Linked DNA regions of Mus musculus: regions 1 and 3 are each linked to region 2. Evidence: chromatin loops called from intact Hi-C (ENCODE). Cell type or tissue: heart. All regions are shown on one strand. Each heading gives the region's core, and the rest is flanking DNA. Links, peaks and the distances in the headings are about the cores only. Region 1 has its middle 210 kb from the start of Cwc27. Region 2 overlaps Cwc27 (CWC27 spliceosome-associated protein). Region 3 overlaps Cwc27 (CWC27 spliceosome-associated protein).

Region 1 (6,609 bases), core at 1,589-4,088, 180 kb before region 2:
ATATGGATTGTTAAGCCATGTGACTTTCAACTACAGAGCAATTTGACTCTTTTTCTGAAGGCAAGTCATGTCTCTAGAAACCCCGAACAGTAACGCTAAATCCTTTCCACTTTTCTTAGGTGGATGCAGACATGATCGCAGCTGGGAGCTGGGATGTCTGTGTACACGTGATACAGCGTAGTTGTTTCTGTTCTCGGTCTACAAGAGACAAGAGATGACTTTCTGAGACTGGGGTGAACCCTTCCATACTGTGTCTGTCCCATGCAGGCCAGGCTCATTGCACTTAGGTACTCTGGGATAATTGCCCCCTTGCCAAACATACTCCTCTGAATTATTTCATAAAACCACTTGATAAATGGCTTTATCAAGGCCATTGTGTCTTGAAGAACTTAAATTAGTCCCAGCTGAGTTTCTCTTCAGTTAAAATAGATTTAAGTAAAATGTAAGCGTAAAGCTGTTTCCATTTTAACGGCTGAAGCACATTCTGGCACCAAGCGCACCACCTTCTTTAGACATTTATGACTTTTGTGTTTGTTGGAAGCGAACGAGACCTCAGGTGGCTGTATCTACTTCTTATATTTATGACTTTTGTGTTTGTTGGATGCAAACAAGTTCTCGATTTTCTATCTGTAAAATAAAACAAGAACAGCTGCTTCATAAGGCTCTCGGAGTGATTAAAAGAGCTAACGTACCCTGAGCACTGGGCACGCAGGGGCACGCAGGGGCACGCAGGGGGCACGCAGGGGCACGCAGGGGCACGCAGGGGGCACGCAGGGGCACGCAGGGGGCACGCAGGGGCACGCAGGGGGCACGCAGGGGCACGCAGGGGCACGCAGGGGATGCTTCTGAACTGTTTAATCCCTTCACCTCAGTGCAGATGCACACACGTGGTATGTGTGGCTGACTTAACTGTGTTAGTTTCTGTTTTCAAGTGACCATGCATTGTAAAACAATGAATTTTATCAGTAATTCAGAGGTGTGTGTGTGCGCGTGTGCGCGCACGCACTCTACCTACCTTTTAACCATTTACTTGGGGGTATGGCTTATTGGGAAAAGCACTGGTCTAATGTGCAAGATTTTATCCCAACACCACAAGATAAAGCCAAAGAACTAAATCTAGAGTTTTATCTTAGTTTCTCTGAGGTGCCCGGTCCTTTCCCATGCTTTCCCCACATGATTCTTTCTTGCTCAGCTGTGCACGTTTGTAGACTTCTTTCTTGTATTGCGTGCTCCTCCCCCACTGGCCATCCTGTTTCCTTTTCTAATAATCTCACCTTTCCTTTAAGGCTCCTTCGAAATGTCCTTTTATCTATGAAATCACCTTCAATTCCCTTAATGCAAAAATAATCTCTAGCTCACAGTCATTTTCGTGGCACTTAAAAAAATACAACTTTACATCTAAAATAGGGCCAATGAAGAAAAGCTGCAAAGGTTGCAGAGATGTCTCTCACGTACACCTTAGGCCAGTTCTCTAATGTTTACATCTCAGCATGGTAGATTTGTCCAAACTAAGAAGTGTTAGTTCAATCTAGAAGGGAGGGAGGAGTGGAGTGGGGTATTGTGTTGTTTTTAGAACGAGATAGTTCTCCGACAGAAGAACCACCAGAGAGCCGACCATTTAGATCCTACCACGGGTGGCAGCTATTTCCCCTGAGATTTCATCTTCCCTGAGTATCGATGGGTGGTTTATAGTTTCGAAGAGAAGGAAAGGACATTTTCTTAGGTGGTATAACCCCTGGCAGGGACCTCACTTTTGCACATGATCTTTAGCCAGCTAACCTAGGATAGAATAAGAAACCAGGGCTGGCGAGATGGCTCAGTGGGTAAGAGCACTGTCTGTTCTTCCAAAGGTCCAGAGTTCAAATCCCAGCAACCACATGGTGGCTCACAACCACCCGTAATGAGCTCTGACGCCCTCTTCTGGTTCGTCTGAAGTCAGCTACAGTGTACTTATGTACCATAATAAATAAATCTTTGAAAAAAAAAAAAGAATAAGAAACCAAATAAAATACAGTGCTGGAACAAGAAGAGGAGGAAGAGGAGGAAAGGGGAGGAGGAGGAGAAGAAGAAGAGGGGAGGAGGAGAGGGGAGGAGAAGAAAAGAAGCAGATAGAGGAGTATCTGGGAAGAGGGGATCAGCGGGAGGCTGAGGGGACGAATGTGCTCAGCACACAAGTCTCACAGTGAAAATGGCCATTCTTTAAAATTAAAGATTACCACCTAACTTTTGCACTTTTCATGTAAATTGTAACTGCCTGTGGACTCTAAGCTCCCTGAGGTCAGGCCTTGTGGTCCCAAGCTTACCTTCTCTGTAATATGTCCAAGAGTTTGCTTACTGTGGATCACAAAGTAGACACTTAAATAATGCTGCCGGTGAAGTGGGAGTGGGCGATGGCCTCAGCTGCCAACCTCCATCAAATCCCGTCTTATATTTTGCTTTTTTTTTTTAAATTACACTTATTAAAGCAGGACAAATGCATAGAAAAATATGACTATAAATAAACCCAACGAATTGTGGCAGAATGAAAATTACCACCCGGTTCCTCAAATAGAATGCTTCCTGCACTCCAGCAGCCCCCGGGAGTCCCGCCCAGTAACGACTGCCCATCATCTTGACTTCTTGTCCTGTCCTCACTTTCATTTTAATAACAGGACTCGGTTGTTGCGGTAATAGTTATAACGCAAACCACGTTTACACTATAATTATATCCAGACAAAGTGGCATGAATCTATTAAAATTTTAAAAAGTCACTGACTCAGGCAAGTGCACTGCAGTAGACATTCCAACAAGCAAACAATGCCCATTGTCCTCGTGGCTGACACAGCCTCTGCTTTGAGGCTGAGCTCGCGGTTGGGTGTACCCGCTTAGGACTGAGGGCATTTCCGGTCCTGACAACGGCAGGCCAGTGTAGGAAGCAGGACATAAACCATTTTCGTTTCTGTTCCCTTAGAAACACACGGAACAAAATAAAGTTTGCCAGATGGAAATATACAAAACCACTGAGGAAATAAATGTTATTTTTAAGTTTCTAAGAAGGTATCACACGTAACTGGGGTGGGGGTGTGGGTGGAAAGAATTCAAAAGCTGAGTGACCTTTACCGAGACAGCAGAGCAGGGTCAACTAGTGTCTAGGGGATGTGACTGAGGGGAGCTGACCTCATTGGACAGGATGAGAATGGAGTTGGCTTTCCTCCAACCCTGGGTGAGCTAGATGGCCAGAAGGAAAGCATCCTTCAGAAATGGGAACGGGGAAGAACCCTCATGGACCAAAAGAAGTGAGTGGGCGTGGAGATCTGGGGCTGGTAGGTTTGTTGCTGGTGGGTGTCAAAAGGCTGGGTCTTTTCTCTCAGACGCTGATGGAGGTCATGGTGAAAGTCAAGTGAACTAAGTAGGTGACAGCCACACTGCCAGGAAAGGGAGTTGCTCTGAAGAAACAGGGAGACTGCTAGTCGCCAAGTCTGGGAGAACCGCCATGATTGTCATCTTTAGGACCCTTATGTCACTGTTACGCTGGTGGGTCTCAGCTGGCTCAGGAACTGATGGCTTTGTTGTCGCAAACTTGCCAACTACTTTATAAATCTAGACAGAGTGTGGATTGTTGGTCAGTCTAGCCTTCCTCACAGATTAGTATTCAGAACGCTGGCTCTGCTGAAGACAAAGTTTGTGACATAGTATCTCTCATAAAGAGGAAGTCAACTGTTGCAAGACTTCCTGATGAAGTGTCAGTCCTAAACAACACCCCTGGACAGGGAGAACCATGAGCAGGGTCCCATGCCCTTTACTAACCAGGATAAAATAGCAACAGGGTGTCTAAGACTTGACAAAAGGCCTCCTGGGGACTGGATCAAAGAGGGCCTAATTCCGATACTCCTCAAACTATTCCACAAGATAGAATCAGAAGGTACTCTACCCAATTCATTCTATGAAGCCATAATTACTCTGATACCTAAATGACACAAAGACCCAACAAAGAAAGAGAACTTCAGACCAATTTCCCTTATGAATATCAATGCAAAAATACTCAATAAAGTTCTCGAAAACCGAATCCAAGAACACATCAAAATGATCATCCATCATGATCAAGTAGGTTTCATCCCAGGGATGTAGGGATGGTTCAATATACGGAAATCCATCAACATAATCCACTACATAAACAAACTCAAAGAAAAAAACCACATGATCATCTCCTTAGATGCTGAGAAAGCATTTGACAAAATCCAACACCCCTTCATGATAAAAGTCTTGGAAAGATCAGGAATTCAAGGCCCATACCTAAACATAATAAAAGCAATATGGAGCAAACCAGTAGCCAACATCAAAGTAAATGGAGAGAAACTTGAAGCAAACCCACTAAAATCAGGGACTAGACAAGGCTACCCACTCTCTCACTACCTATTCAATATAGTACTTGAAGTCCTAGCCAGAGCAATTAGACAACAAAAGGAGATTAAAGAAATACAAATTGGAAAGGAAGAAGTCAAAATATCACTATTTGCAGATGATATGATAGTATATATAAGTGACCCCAAAAATTCCACCAAAGAACTCCTAAACCTGATAAATAGCTTCAGTGAAGTAGCTGGATATAAAGTTAACTCAAACAAATCAATGGCCTTTCTCTACACAAAGCATAAACAGGCAGAGAAAGAAATTGGGGAAACAACACCCCTCACAATAGTCACAAATAATATAAAATACCTTGCAGTGACTCTAACTAAGGAAGTGAAAGATCTGTATGATAAGAACTTCAAGTCTCTGAACAAAGAAATCAAAGACATCTCAGAAGATGGAAAGATCTCCCATGCTCACGGATTGGCAGGAGTAGTATAGTAAAAATGGCTATCTTGCCAAAAGCAATCTACAGATTTGATGCAATCCCCATAAAAATTCCAACTCAATTCTTCACAGAGTTAGAAAGGTTAATTTGCAAATTCATCTGGTATAACAAAAAACCTAGGATAGCAAAATCTATTCCCAACAATAAAAGAACTTCTGGTGGAATCACCATGCCTGATCTCAAGCTGTACTACAGAGCAATTGTGATAAAAACTGCATGGTACTGGTACAGTGACAGTCAAGTAGATCAGTGGAATAGAATTGAAGACCCAGAAATGAACCCACACACCTATGATCACTTGATCTTTGACAAGGGAGCTAAAACCATCCAGTGGAAAAAAGACAGCATTTTTAACAAATGGTGCTGGCTCAATTGGTGGTTAGCATGTAGAAGAATGCGAATTGATCCATTCTTATCTCCTTGTACAAAGCTCGTCTAAGTGGATCAAGGACCTCCACATAAAACCAGATACACTGAAACTATAGAGGAGAAATTGGGGAAGAGCCTTGAAGATATGGGCACAGGGGAGAAATTCCTGAACAAAACAACAATGGCTTGTGCTGTAAGATCAAGAATCGACAAATGGGACCTCATAAAATTGCAAAGCTATTGTAAGGCAAAAGACAGCGTCAATAAGACAAAAAGGCCACCAACAGATTAGGAAAGAATCTTTACCAATTCTAAATTCAACAGGGGGGCTAATATCCAATATATATAACGAACTCAAGAAGGTGGACTCCAGAAAACCAAATAACCCTATTAAAAATGGGGTACAAAGCTAAACAAAGAATTCTCAACTGAGGAATAGCAAATGGCTGAGAAGCAACTAAAAAAATGTTCAACATCCTTAATCATCAGGGAAATGCAAATCAAAACAACCCTGAATTTCCTCCTCACACCAGTCAGAGTGGCTAAGATCAAAAACTCAGGTGACAGCAGATGCTGGTGAGGATGTGGAGAAAGAAACACTCCTCCATTGCTGCTGGGACTGCAAGCTGGCACAACCACTCTGGAAATCAGTTTGGGGGTTCCTCAGAAAATTAGGCATAGTACTACCAGAAGATCCAGCAATACCATTCCTGGGCATATATCCAGAAGATGCTCCAAATTGTAATAAGAACACATGCTCAACTATGTTCATAGCAGCCATATTTATAATAGCCAGAAGCTGAAAAGAACCCAGATGTCCCTCAACAGAGGAATGGATACAGAAAATTTGGTACATTTACACAATGGAGTACTACTCAGCTATTTTAAACAATGAATTTATGAAATTCTTAGACAAATGAATGGATCTGGATGATATCATCCTAAGTGAGGTAACCCAATCACAAAAGAACACACATGATATACATTCACTGATAAGTGAATATTAGCCCAGAAACTTAGAATACCCAAGATACAATCTGCAAAACACATGAAACTCAAGAAGTAGGAAGACCAAAGTGTGAATACTTCATTCTTCCTTAGAATGGAGAACAAAATATCCATGGAAGGAGTCACAGAGACAAAGTTTGGAGCAGAAACAGAAGGAAGGAGCATCCAGAGACTGCCCCACCTGGGGATCCATCTCATAAACAACCACCAAACCCAGACACTATTGCAGATGCCAAGAAGAGCTAGCTGACAGGAGTCTGATATAGTTGTCTCCTGTGAGGCTCTGCCAGTGTCTGACAAATACAGAAGTGGATGCTCACAGTCAACCACTAGACAGAGCACAGGGTCCCCAATGAAGGAGATAGAGAAAGTACCTAGGGAGCTGAAGGGGTTTG
Region 2 (6,609 bases), core at 2,716-5,215:
AAGACTGAGAAGAAAGTGAAGTGTAGAACCACTGGCTTTGGAAAGTCTTCTGTAACTAGAAATTCATATCCCTTTCCAGATTTTGCTAATGACGACTATACAGTCTTTTGTTATGTCTCCTTGCTCTAGAGTAAGACAAAGGTGGAAGGCAGAAAGATGATGATGAAATGTATTACATAATCACAGTGTCCCTGGCAATTCCCATCAACGCAGACTGTGGTAGATTCCATTGCTATTCCAGTCATTCCTATTCCTGCCGTCAAACTTCTAAGCTTCACTCAGAGGCCACCAAGCTTAACTACAGCTCCTGTTCTAGCCACTGAGATGATCAAGTAATATATGGGACGAGATGGCCACCTCAAGGCAGAAACCTTGCAGTCTAGATGAGTCTATCATCGCTCTCCTCTGCCATGTTAAGTTAGCTCTTAGGAAGCTGCATTCCAGGTCCTAGATAAAGCCAATATGGAGCTGACCCAGAGCAAGATAGCTGTTTGTTTTAAGCTACTGAAAAATTTCTCTGTGTATATATTTATGCATACAAATATTTATTTATCTGAGGAGATTATCTAAATTATTTATTCATTTCCATGTCTCCCTCCACCCTCCTCACGTTACATGCATTTGTGTGTGTTTGTGTGTGTGTGTGTGTGTGTGTGTGTGTATGCCTGTGTTGTATTTGAGTGTGTTGGCCTGTGTAGGTGGCCAGAGGTTAATGTCTCAATGTCCTCAATCATTTCTCCATCTTATTTCTAGAAATGGACTTTTGACTGAACCTGATGCTCTCTACTAGAAAGAAAATGCCATGCCAGGCATCTTTAGCTGGACACACTGACTGAGTCCTACTCTCTAGGCTCTGGAGAGGTGGAACAGGTCATTACAGCCTGGGCCCTGGCTTTGCTGCTAGATCGCCATAGACAAAAGTCAAGGCACTTTACCTTCTAGAACTCAGTGTTCTGGGATTCTTTGTTTCATTTGTAAAAACAAGGAAAATACTACAAAGTATATCTTGTATCTTTGTATATACCTTGTAGGTTTATTGTGGAGAAAAAATACTTGGCAAAGTGCCTAGCCATACTGGAAAGGCACAATAAGTGTGGGAAACCAAAACAACTCATTGGCTACAGAAACTACAAATATCCTCAATGAACATGCAAAATCCAAGAGATACCTGAAGGGTGGTAAAGGTCTCAAGAGTTAGGTGTTGATGGAGAGAAGACAGGCCTAGACAGAATCACAAGGTATCATTTCCCTCAGGCCCTTGTACAATGTGACAAGCTTAGTACAAAACAAAGACATTTGACTTGCTGGTGGCCCTTCTCATCCTCCTTTAAACTTTAAATGCACTTGCATGTTTAATCAACAGGTGGGTTCACAATGAGCAGTTAGGGATGACAAGAAAGCAACCAGTGTTTGAATCTTCTTCAGTGGAAACACATATTCCTGGATAGAATACGTCATCAAATGCTGAATGACTTAAAGAATGCTTTCCCGTAAAATTTCAATAATACATTTCAGATATGCAAGTCTATTCCCCATAAACAACAGATGGTACAAGATCAATAGACTGCAACTCTCATGGGTAATATGAATAAACATACTCTAAAGACATGCAAATGCCTCTTGTCTGTTTTGACAGGACACTCTTCCCACAATGTGCATTTCACAGCTTCCTGTCTGTCATATGGAAAGTAATGGTAAAGACAGTAGAGTTGTCACATTTCTGCAGCATTTGCTTGGGTTCGGTATAAGGCGTAGAGTGTGGTTTGAAGGTGACCCCTTGCATGGACTAACCAGTTCTCAGTGAACTGACCTGGCACTTTTTAAAGTAGTATATTATTTCAAACAGCTCAAGGAACAGTTTTATTGGGAATATCCAAAATTCTTGCAATAAAGACCCAAACAGAATAAAAGGAAACTTGCCAGAAATATTAAAGTATGATATGGTTTACATTACAACCAATACTATGCCAGAATTTTCACCATAACAGATAAAGACAGTAAAACAACCCATCTAGTCAGCTTGGGGAGACCAGCAGCATTAATCTGAAGAGCTGAGCTTGATGCACAAGTGCTAGTGTTTAAATAGTGGCTCCAGAAGATGCCTCATCTTACTAGAATGAAGATGACATGTATAAAACCATAGTATTTGTCACTATGTAGCCCAGGCTACCTCAAACTCATAAGTTTCCAACCTCGCCCTCTTGAATGCAGGGCTGCAGGCATGGACCACACCTCTGGCCCTCTTTTGCTTTTCCTAAGTTGATATTTGATTTTTTTGTGTAAAATACACATCACTTACTGCCTATGACACTTCGCACACATGTGAATGCGTCATATTTACTTTCTACAATTCTTAATCTTTCACAATTTGTGTTTGCTAAGAACAGAATATTTGAAGCTGGACAGTCAGTTCTTAAGTGTGAGAAGTCCAAGGTGAAGCAGCATGTAGCTGGTGAGGGCCTTTCGTGTGTGTCAGGTGACTGACAGAAGACGCAAGAGCTTCTTGCTTGATGTATGTGCATGAGTGTGTGAGGGAGGACCAGGCAGGCAAACTCTTTTATCCGTATCCACTGCCAAGATACCTAACCCACCCTTGAGTAATCGCACCAAGGTCCTCAAGCCCTAACAATCACTCCTTTAAGAACCCATCTCTCAATACTGCTGCACTTTGGCGATGCATCCAAACAACACCAATTAGACATCTGCAGATAGAAAGCACTTCTCCTGTATCTTTATGTTTCATAATAGCTCTTACATAGTGGCTAGAGGTAAGAGGAACAAATATTTGAAATTAAAGTTAAGAATAGAATGGCTACTTATGAAATACACATAAAAACCCAGCATCGAGTTCAAGTAAAAGCATGCAGATAGTATTAAAAGCAGGACTGAGTTAGACCTTATTATCTTCTGTCCAACTAAAATGTTTGCTGGAAACACATTTAGACCTCTATTACTTCAGACCAAAGAAATAATTGCAAGTCTTATATGTAGACTAATTATTGAGAATTTAAGCTATGCATTTGTCTCTTTCCCTCTTTTTACTGCCTGCTTCAGTCCACAGCACCGGTGTAAAGGAGGCAGCACCTCCGACTGCTCAGCTCCATCTCGGCCTCTAAGGTCTTGATGACATGGGGGAGACATTTGGAGGCCACACTTTGGGGGCCAAACTGCACATGTGAGTTGAGCTTTTAAATTTTTAAATTTTACTATGCTTTAAAAATTATACTGTCAGCTGGGCGGTGGTGACGCAAGCCTTTAATCCCAGCACTCGGGAAGCAGAGGCAGGTGGATTTCTGAGTTCGAGGCAAGCCCGGTCTACAAAGTGAGCTCCAGGACAGCCAGGGCTACACAGAGAAACCCTGTCTCAAAACAAAACAAAACAAAACAAAACAAAAACAAAAACAAAAACAAAAACAAATTATACTGTCATTTTAAAAATGTGTTATCTTTATTTTTTTTGAAATGTAATTACCAGGCTACTTTTTAAAAAATTGCTAATAAAACAAAATTTATGTACCATGTAAAACTTACACTTCCTACGTGTGATTATCAATCAAAAGTAGAACATATATGATAAGACTCACACAATCTGTAAGTCTGAGACTTAGAATGTTTTTGTGAGAGGTCTAGAATTCCTACAGGGGAAATAATTCAAATTTCTATGAGACATCCTAGTCAAACATTATAAACTCAACCAAGGAATATGAAAGGGACTGAATTTAGTGACAGCTTATTTTCTATCCAACCTTCAGGAGTTATGAAGGTATCACTTTTGACTTTATGTTAATATGTTTATATTTTCCATAATTTAAAGTTTAATTCCTCAACTTTAATATTTGTGTCTTACTACTTGGTACTATTACTGCATAGCAGAAATTACACAATAAAAGGCAGTAATTTCCTAGTGACTGCAACCATCATAACAAATGATATTTGACTAGTCTACTTGTTCCATCTGACATTAGTGTTTATTTTGAATCAGTACACAGATGCTAGAAATAGGAAGCATGACTAAATTGTAGCCTCTGAGTGCCACCTACAGGTGAACACAACTCATTACATTAAGCTTTAGGCTAAATTTCCAGAGATAATCCACAGCCGTGGGTTGACAGGAGAGGAAATAGACATTTTAAACTTTTATCCAGCCGTGGGTACACATGAGAAGAAATGAGAGTTTATGCTTTCTATGAGCCTATAAAATTCTGGTTAGCTTATTTAGTCATAGACCCTCTTCTGAGAGAGGAGTGAAGGATATGGACAATAAACCTTTGAGTGAATACAGAAGTGGTTAGAAATAAATGTTTGCTTCATATTTTCTAAGAATATTTACCAATTACTTTACTTAAAAGACAAAAATCAATTAATATCCACAATGTTTATATTCACTCGAAACTTAAAAATAAACATATCTATTTAAAATGTACTTATTTAAAAGGACCTCTAAAATACAGAAGTCAGAAGACAACTTACGGGCATCAGTTTTTTCCTTCTACCATGTGACATCCTTACTAAAATCTATAACCACTTTTAGAGAATTAATTGTCCTAAATTCACTTTCCTTAGCAGGCTTACAAGTACTTTTAAAAAAGGGGTTTTCCCCTAATACTGCGAATGTACAAAGTACTCATAAACATAATAGTTTAGAATTTAATGTATGTTACAATGTGTCAAAAGTAAACTTGTAACGCACTAAGTTTCCAGTGACAGAAGGGACGTGCTCTGGATTCACACTTCACCCTTATGGAAGGCTCCCTTTAGGAGTGACAGAACCTGTTAAGGCAGCCACCACCTCCCATGCTCAGACAATGACAAATGTCCATCAGTCTTCTCTCTCCTCACCAAGTGTGAGTGGCCTTCCACTGTGCGATGCTGCATGTCCACACCCCAGTATGATGTTGTGTGCTGACTAAGCTTTTGGGGAGGTAACGTAGACTCTATGATGAAATCAGTACAAACCAAATTGGTTAGCACTCTGCTCTTTGACTATAGCTTCTACAAACCATGACCAATAGGAATTGCTTTTTTTTTTAAGATTTATTTATTTTATTTATATGAGTACATTGTAGCTGTCTTCAGACACACCAGAAGAGAGCATCAGATCCTATTACAGATGGTTGTGAGCCACCAGGTAGTTGCTAGGAATTGAACTCAGGACCTTTGGGAGAGTAGTCAGTGCTCTTAACCGCTTAGTCATCTCTCCAGCCTAGGAATTGCTTTCTTAATTAGAACTTTCATCAGTTTTTTTTTTTTAAGCTGCCACAGATTACCACCTATCAATCAGTCTCCTTATTAACTATAATCAATTCATTCCTCACCTACTAACATCTCAGTGCTCCCAGCATCCTTATGGTCAAGGTCATATGCCTACACTATCCACTCATGTCACGTCTGCACAGCATGACCACACACAAATGACAATTTTTGAAAGACAACCCTTTATGGTAAGGATGAACACAATATTGAAAAATGCAATGTTTTTTCATATGAAGCAAACCATTTTTAGTCACTTATGAGAAGTGCATTAAAACTATGCCTTAATTAGTTCTTATAGAAAATTCAGTTGTATTAAATTATAACTTAGTTACATGGCATATAATTATTTTAAATTGTATTGAAGCCAACAAGATAGAGTTCAGAATTTAAGAAATATCCAAACATACATACTTAGATATACCATATATTAGTGTTAGCTTTGCCCACTAAATGTTTTTAAAAACGAAAAAAAAGAAAAAGTTGTATTTTAAGCCTAATCTAAAATAAATAAAAAATTTAAATATATATACCTTAAAAAAGAGGGAAAAGATTAAAACCTGTTCAACAATAATTATTTGAATTGCAGGAAAACTTGCTGCCCAGACGAGAAATGAAGCAGCCTGTAAGCTCGCTGCTGAGCACAACAAGGACGTCCTCAGGAGAAGCTCTGCGGCTCACTTTTCATTTTGGTTAACAAAGCAAATATTCAGGGAAGTCTGCGAAGGAAGGAATTGCCTCGATGTTTAAGCTTCCCCCACGAGGCTGGGAAACACGCACACAAAGTTACTTATGAAGTTCTATTGTACTGCATGCATCGACTGAAGAAAAGACGTCCCATGTCTTTGTAATACAGTGATTTTTAAGATGTATACCCTAGATTTGTAAAAAAGAGTCATGTAGGGAAGAAGGGGGGCTTTAAACTGAGTCAAATTTCAAAAGAGCAAAATGTTAAGGCACAAAATCCAACAAACTTTTAACACCACACAGAACTTCCTGCCGTTACTGAAACTTATTCCAGAATGCCAATGACAGGTGTGAGGATTTAGTCAATCGGACTTGAAAAGACATCTAAGAATGGGTTCAGCCCACTTTACTCACCATTTGGAAAAATTTTACTCACGTAAATTTTTGAGGATGTCTCCCATATAAATCACTCAATGTTCTCATTGGTATTAGTAAACACAATTTCGTACATGCAGCTAATATACTGTTTACTGTACATTAAATTTACTCTGATTCTGGTCTCTTTAGGTCATAAAGACGCTGGTTTTCACAGCTGGAGCAGTTAACAAGCATTATGCAATTGTGAGTTTACAGTTTAGTGAACAGAATACCGGTCCCAGCTGGAAAAGAGAG
Region 3 (6,609 bases), core at 1,613-4,112, 110 kb before region 2:
CACTCTTTACAAGGGCTAGGCTATCAGTCCTGCTCCACTATTAGCTCCCGTTCTTTGAGCTGGCAAATGGGTGTCACCCATATTTCCTCCTTTGGGAAAAATCACTATTTACATGTTTGTTAATCTGTCTAGGCAGATTTATTTGTATCTTGCAGGAAAATGGTCTGAAAGATTCGATGAGACCCTTGAGGTCCTGAGAGCGGCTGTTCTCAGGATCAACTCGACAAGAGTGGACCTGTCATTGACAGAGGGTCTCTCCTCCTGGATTTCATCTGCTTTTTCTTATTTTAAGGAATGGGTGGGGGTGGTTTTATTTGCTGCTGTTGTCTGCTGTGGACTTGTGTTTATGCTCTGGTTGGTTTGTAAGCTCAGAACCCAACAAAACCGTGACAAGGTCATTATCGCTCAAGCACTTGCAGCCATTGAACAAGAGGCCTCCCCTGAAATTTGGCTGTCCATGCTTAAGACCTAAATGACATCTGAGTTCTCTGCTATTGCGTCCCACGGATTTGTGGATACATTGCACTGGGATGTAAGAGACTCAACGCTCATTGATCAGCACTTACACCTCGCTGAGGTTTACTAATTCGTTTTTTGGCTGGCCTCTTTTATAGAGTTCGCCCTAGGTCATTTAGCAGTTACTGTCACACAGTACTGCGGTATCCAGAGACGGGCAACTTTCCTCATGCACAGACCAACCTAAGACACAGGACCCGGTGGCGATAGGGTTACCCTATGACAGGAAAGGCTGTGAAATTGGAGGAATGACCTAAGACAGGAGCCACAGCAGATGGACATGACTGCAGACGCTTAGACCAGCCTCAAATTTTAATAAAATAAAAAGGGGGAGATGTGGAGAGCCATGCCGCGAGCAATCGTGTGAATGCCATGAGCAATCGCCATTATAAGATGGCGCTGGCTTCCACTGCGCCTAACTAGTAAATAAGCCTTATGCGCAAGTGCAAGAGTGAACTCACGCCTAGTCACTGCCCATCTCGCAGCATAGTAATGGGGTGATGGGCGAGCAATGAATCAGGAGCTGTCACACCACATCAGGTGCTGAAACATCACGCTGTGGGCTATATAAGCAGCGCCATTTTCCTGGTTCGGGGTCTTCCCTCCTGATAAGCAAGCAATAAAAGCTTTGCCGCAGAAGATTCCGGTTGTCCTGAGTGTGTTCTTGCCGGCGGGGACAAAAGCTCGGGATAACTTGTTAAACAAAGCAAGCAAGCAGGCAAGCAGGCAGCCAGCCAGCCAGCAAGCAATGGCCTCTATATGCCAGAAGCCTAGTTATAGAATGGTTTTAAGTGGCTCTGGATCCATCACCTCAAAGACTATTTTGTGAAATTTCCATAATAAAATGAAATCTTTTATGTAAATGAAGGTGATGTGGTAATAATAGTATACATATTTTTTAAAAATCAAAGGGAAAGATTGCTACTAATGTGTAGCTGTGTTTATCATATAGACTGGAAATGGCAAAATATTTTTCATCAAAATTTTGATTTATCAGAGCTTGAATCTAGGAAAAGTGCCACACTTGAAAATAAGTGCTACAATAGTAAACGTTTAAAGTAAATATTCACTATGTGCCAAATACTAGCAAGTGAATTACATTTTTAGTCCTTATACCCAACAGCTGTATGAGGAAAGCATCCCACTTTGATGGTTGGCACATTACAGTAACAAAGGATTAAATCAGGTGTCTCATATCTATGAGATATTAAACTGGGCATGGGAGTGTGGTACATTATACCCATGTACTCTGGCTTCAAAATAATGAGCTTTTAATTAGCTTGGCTGTTAGAGAAAGAGAGAAACAGAAAGAAAAGGAAAGGTATAATTGAACATGCAAAGGCATTAGCTAATACAACCATATCTAGTAAATAAAATTGACTATAAAAAGAGCCCTTGTACTTTCCTCTAGTTTCAAATATATGGCTGCATGGACCATGAAAGAAGAGCAGTGTGCCACACAGTAGGTTTACTCAAATAGTTTCTACCCCCAAACATTTTTTTATGGCCTTTCCTACATTCCCCTTAGTCACGGCTCCCCTATACTCAAACTTTTAACACAGACCATAACTCCAAAGGGCACTGTATGATAACTGCTGTTGTCTGGAGTACCTCTCGGCTGTAAATTCACAGCCTGTTCCTGTCCTGGCATAGGCCTTGTATTGTATTATGTGGACAATAAACAGTAATAGCAACAGGGACAAATGATCATTTAAAGGTATCAAATTACAACAGTGTCTACAGTCATCTTTACTTTTACTGGATAGAATGGGTCTTTAAAGATTGTTCAAGGTCCTAGGGCCCCAGAATATACAGAGTTTTTCAATAGGTAGTTGATTAATTACATTGAGTTATAAGGATATATGGGATTTATGACCCTTGTTAAATTGATGGAGTCATCTTGAAGCAGTTATCACTGATGACTGCCTATGGGTACCAAGTCTTGTGGATAGAAACTCAGAAGGAGTTGCAACCATTCACCATCTTCACCTTCTCCCTTAGGAAGCTGCTGGGGATAAAGACACATTTCTCCCATCCGGTCACATCCCCTCCCTTTCTTTCTTCCTTTCAAATTCTGTCATGGTGATAATTATAATGGAAAGTGCCTGTGATATCTAAATGTCTACAATAAAATCCATAATTTATTATCATTTTTCATAATTATGACACATACTATTTATCACACAACCACAATATAATCCTTACTTTGTCTAAAGGATACATGTTAGGATTATAATAATAATATAATTTCATAAGAAGTAGTGTCTTCTATATATACACAAACACTCAAAAAAAAAAACTAGACAGAGAAACCTAAAAAGTCTATTTTACTATGAGTGAAACTTCATTTTGGCAATTTCCAGAGCCTGGGATTTTTCTTCTTCATCTTTGAAGCACCATCCAGGGTACTTTTATGCTATAATAAAATAATACTGGCTCCATCTGGTGGTCAATAAGCCTCCAGCTTCATGAAATCAGTCAAAGTGTTTAGGGGTTACTGGAAATATAATTGCATACTGAAGTATCTAAGATCTGAGATTAACCAAGTTTAATCCCGTTTTATTTATTTTTTTCCCTCTACTTAGCCTCACTGTTTCATATTAGTAAGGGGTTTACAATAATTCTTAACAGAATTTTTTTCCTGTTTTTCTTTCAGCTAATCTGAGAAATGTGTAGGTAGCAAGTTTCTGAGAACAATTCAGTTAAAATGTATCCTGATTCTCAGATTGGATTCCAGATGGACTATAAAGTATAAAAATATCCACCGACCTCCAGCTGTATTTTCCATTAGACATTTGCACAACAGTAACCTGTGGGAGCCCAGAGCTAGGCCTTCTGTACATCTGCATTATAGTCAAAGCTTCATCTTGATTTTTAAATTATGTGTCAGAGGACTGCTTGCAGAACCACAACATGAAATATCAGTGCTAACAACTGTGAGGACTCTGCTAATTTTACAGATGGAGAAAATGAGGTTCAAAGACGTCAAGTGCACTAAACTGCAAGTTCCAGAAATCACGTTATTTAATTTGTTTTTGTTACATTCACTTATTTGTCTATGTGTGTGTGAGTACATGTGCCATGTTGCATAGGTAGAGGTCAAAGGACAACTTACAGGGTTGGTTCTGTTTTTTCACATGAAAGTCAAGGTTTTGCTCTGGTAGCAAACACCTTTACCCATAGACCATCTTTCTGTCCTACCTTATTTTTGAGACAGGGTCTGACTGAACCTATTGCTCAATGATCTGGCTCTAGGGATCAGCCTGTCTCTGCTCCTCAATGCTGGGGTTACAGGCATGTATTTGGCTTTTGTGTGGGGTCTGGGGAGTTGAACTCAAGTCTTCTTGCTTTCACGGCAAGTGTTTTGACCAGTGAGCTGTCTTCCCACCTGAGATAAGTTTTGTAACAGGCTGATGCCTCCACTCTACATTCACTCCCATGGATGCTTTCTCTCTGCAGGGAACACCCACTGTAGATACTTTCATTTTTAGTTTGGTTTTTTGAAACAGGCTTTGTCTGTGTTGCCCTGGTTGTTCCAAAACTCAGAGAGCTGTGCCTGCTTCTGCCTCCTGTGTGTTAGTGGCTGGCCTTGGGCACTGTATATTCAGTTGCTGATTTCTGTGTCCAGTCTGGATGCTAGCATTATCTGGTTATTGAACCATCTCCTGCATTGGTGTTGTGTAAAAAATGCTCCCCAATTTTCTCTGATTGGTTAGAAAAAGCTGCTCAGCCTATGCTGAATAGAGAAGATAGGAAGGCTGGACTTCTGATTCCAGCCACGGAACCCAGGGAGAGCAACCACATGAAGAGACCAAGAGTGGCCATGAGGCTCCAGGAGGAGTCAAGTGGGGAGTCACCAAGGGAGTTTCTATGAGGACACACATGGACCAGAGCAAGCCAGAGCAACACTCACACTGAAGGCAAAGCAGCTGGGAAGCAGACATTTTAGAATCGATGAAGATCTGCCCAGTCATAGTGCTTAAAGCTTGGTAATAAACTTAACAGGTCTTTGTATCAATTATTCTGGAGTTAGAGTAGGAACAGATAAGGCAATCATGCTTAAATTACAGTCAACACCTAAGTGCTGGATTAAAGGCATGAGCTGCCACATCCAACATTCACTGCTGATGTTTTCAACAGCTCAAGCAATCATGATCATTTAGAAAACGGAGTGTATCCTTGGCATTTAAAAAATGATCTAGAATCAGGTTGGAAAAATGGTTCATTAGTTAAAAAAGTATTTGTTGCTCTTTCAGAAGACTCAACCTCAGTTCCCAGGACCAAAGTTGCACGAAACCACCTGTACTTCAGCTTGAGGGGATCAGTAGCTTACCTCTGGCCTCTGTGCCTGCATGCACACGTGTGCCCACACACACAGGCTAACAATACATTTAAAAAATGTTCTCTAAGTATCTCTTTCCTACCTTCCTTCCTTCCTTTCACTTATTTTCCCATACTGTGTTAGATTTAAAAAAGTTTAAAAAATCCTTTTATCTAAAAATAAAATTTCACCATTTTTTCTCAGGATCATATTACTTTGTTTGGTTTATAATTCAAGTAACAGCTATTGTGTTAATAATGTATAGCCATTACAGGACTTAATTGAGGCTACTACAAAATATACTAAAATACATTTAAATTAATTGAGTTTATAATATATTAAAAAATAGGGAAAGTGGGGTGAGGTGGTGGAGGCTTAGTCAGGAGATGAACTAGCTCAAGGCCAGTCTTGGGTATGTAGGGAGAGCTTGCCTTTGAATTCAAGGGTTGGGAATGATAATTGCCCTGTACACACAGGTCCTGAGTTTAATTCCCCAGTACTGAAGGGAGAACTTAAATCAGTAAGGATGGAGTCTAAATAAAGAATATTAAATTGGGTTTTATTCATTAGTAAATAATAAATTTGCCCTATCTGACAAGTAACCCTTTCCCATATTTCTCCATTCTTCATGATTCCAAGAAAGAACTGTATCATACAAATGATTATTAAGGGCTACTGGGAATTACTGGGAGATATCAATAGCTTTTTAGTAAGGATCCAGCTTTGTACATATCAGCTATGGTTTGTTGCTCCTGTTCAATTCACAGCTTCCTTCACCAAGGCTGACTGATGTTCCCACATGTCCTACAGAGCACAGTGTACTTCTCCAGGTGTGTGACCCACAGCCCTCATAGTCTGATAGCCATTTGACAGTGATTCTGTGTCACCCTCCTATGCTGGATGGGGAAACTACAAATTATATATGTAGCATTGTAGCAAGAATGGAAGAGACAAACCCCAACCAACCCCTGCTCCGACCCCCGCTGCCAAATACCCGAAAAACAAAACCAAACGAACAAAACCCTTAAGTTCAAAATAAAAAGATTTCTGAAGCCAACCAGGTAAACTAAAAATATAGCTATTAAAATTGCCTGCATCTATGATCTCCCAGTAAACTAAAAACTGTAGAATATGTATGATTTTAGCAGTACTTAAAGGAAAGCTCTACTGCTTTTTTTTTTTTTTAATAATGAATGAATGAGATAACATTCTTCAAATACTTGCCAGAGTTTACATTAATCCTTAAAATACTTGCAAGTAAGGCGTGCCAAGACACGCATTATTTTTCCTCTGCGACCGGAGAAACTGAAGGAAGCAGTAAGTTTTCTAAAACTTACAACAACTTCCCCAGCAGCAGCACTTTTAGGACATGAGGTGACTGAGACACAGTGGGCTTTCCCACTTTACCTCCTGCAGCAGAAGGGCTATTCTTATCCCTATTGCACGCCTGAGGAAGCAGGGGTTCAGAGAGGTTAGGTCTCTTGCCTCAGGTTATAGGGCAAGATTACAGATGTGGAGGGCAAGGGTTTGAAACCCCAGCTTTCAGACTTCAAAGCCTGCTGCTTTTCTATCCTGTCACAAAGCAAACTAGTTAGGGTGGGTGGGGGAGGTGGCAGTGTGCACTGGAGGAAGGGAAACAGTGTTAGCTCCTGCCATGAAAGTTCGTACACTGGACAAGGAGTAAGGCATAATCTACCAAGGGAGGCAGAAGAAATAACACAGAAATTTTGAGGAAGCTTTTGGGAAGTTCACTCAGGTGAGTGAGTGGAAGC

Evidence for each region. A loop is a pair of places that touch in the nucleus more often than their neighbours do. Peaks named below come from ENCODE experiments on the same cell type or tissue, not always from the same donor. Only the 100,000 strongest peaks of a DNase experiment are listed, where the experiment ranks them.
Region 1: a loop joins it to region 2, with 3 times the contacts of the local background. A loop is called at or near these places in 6 of 42 quality-filtered maps.
Region 3: it touches region 2 in a loop (5-fold over the local background); 13 of 42 quality-filtered maps call a loop at or near these places.

What each region holds. Positions count from the first base shown.
Region 1 is chr13:104,607,803-104,614,411 of GRCm38, forward strand. No RefSeq gene overlaps it. Among named protein-coding and RNA genes, the nearest start is that of Cwc27, 210 kb to the right of the region's middle. In heart, for the core only: no CTCF peak of the experiment used is centred there; DNase peaks (open chromatin) are centred at 2,609, 2,849 and 3,219; H3K27ac peaks cover 296 bases.
Region 2 is chr13:104,785,845-104,792,453 of GRCm38, forward strand. All of the region lies in intron 10 of Cwc27 (CWC27 spliceosome-associated protein), which reads right to left. Among named protein-coding and RNA genes, the nearest start is that of Cwc27, 28 kb to the right of the region's middle. In heart, for the core only: a CTCF peak has its summit at 4,044 (motif pointing left); no DNase peak of the experiment used is centred there.
Region 3 is chr13:104,678,440-104,685,048 of GRCm38, forward strand. The region is part of intron 11 of Cwc27 (CWC27 spliceosome-associated protein); the gene reads right to left. Among named protein-coding and RNA genes, the nearest start is that of Cwc27, 140 kb to the right of the region's middle. In heart, for the core only: a CTCF peak has its summit at 2,970 (motif pointing left); no DNase peak of the experiment used is centred there; H3K27ac peaks cover 360 bases.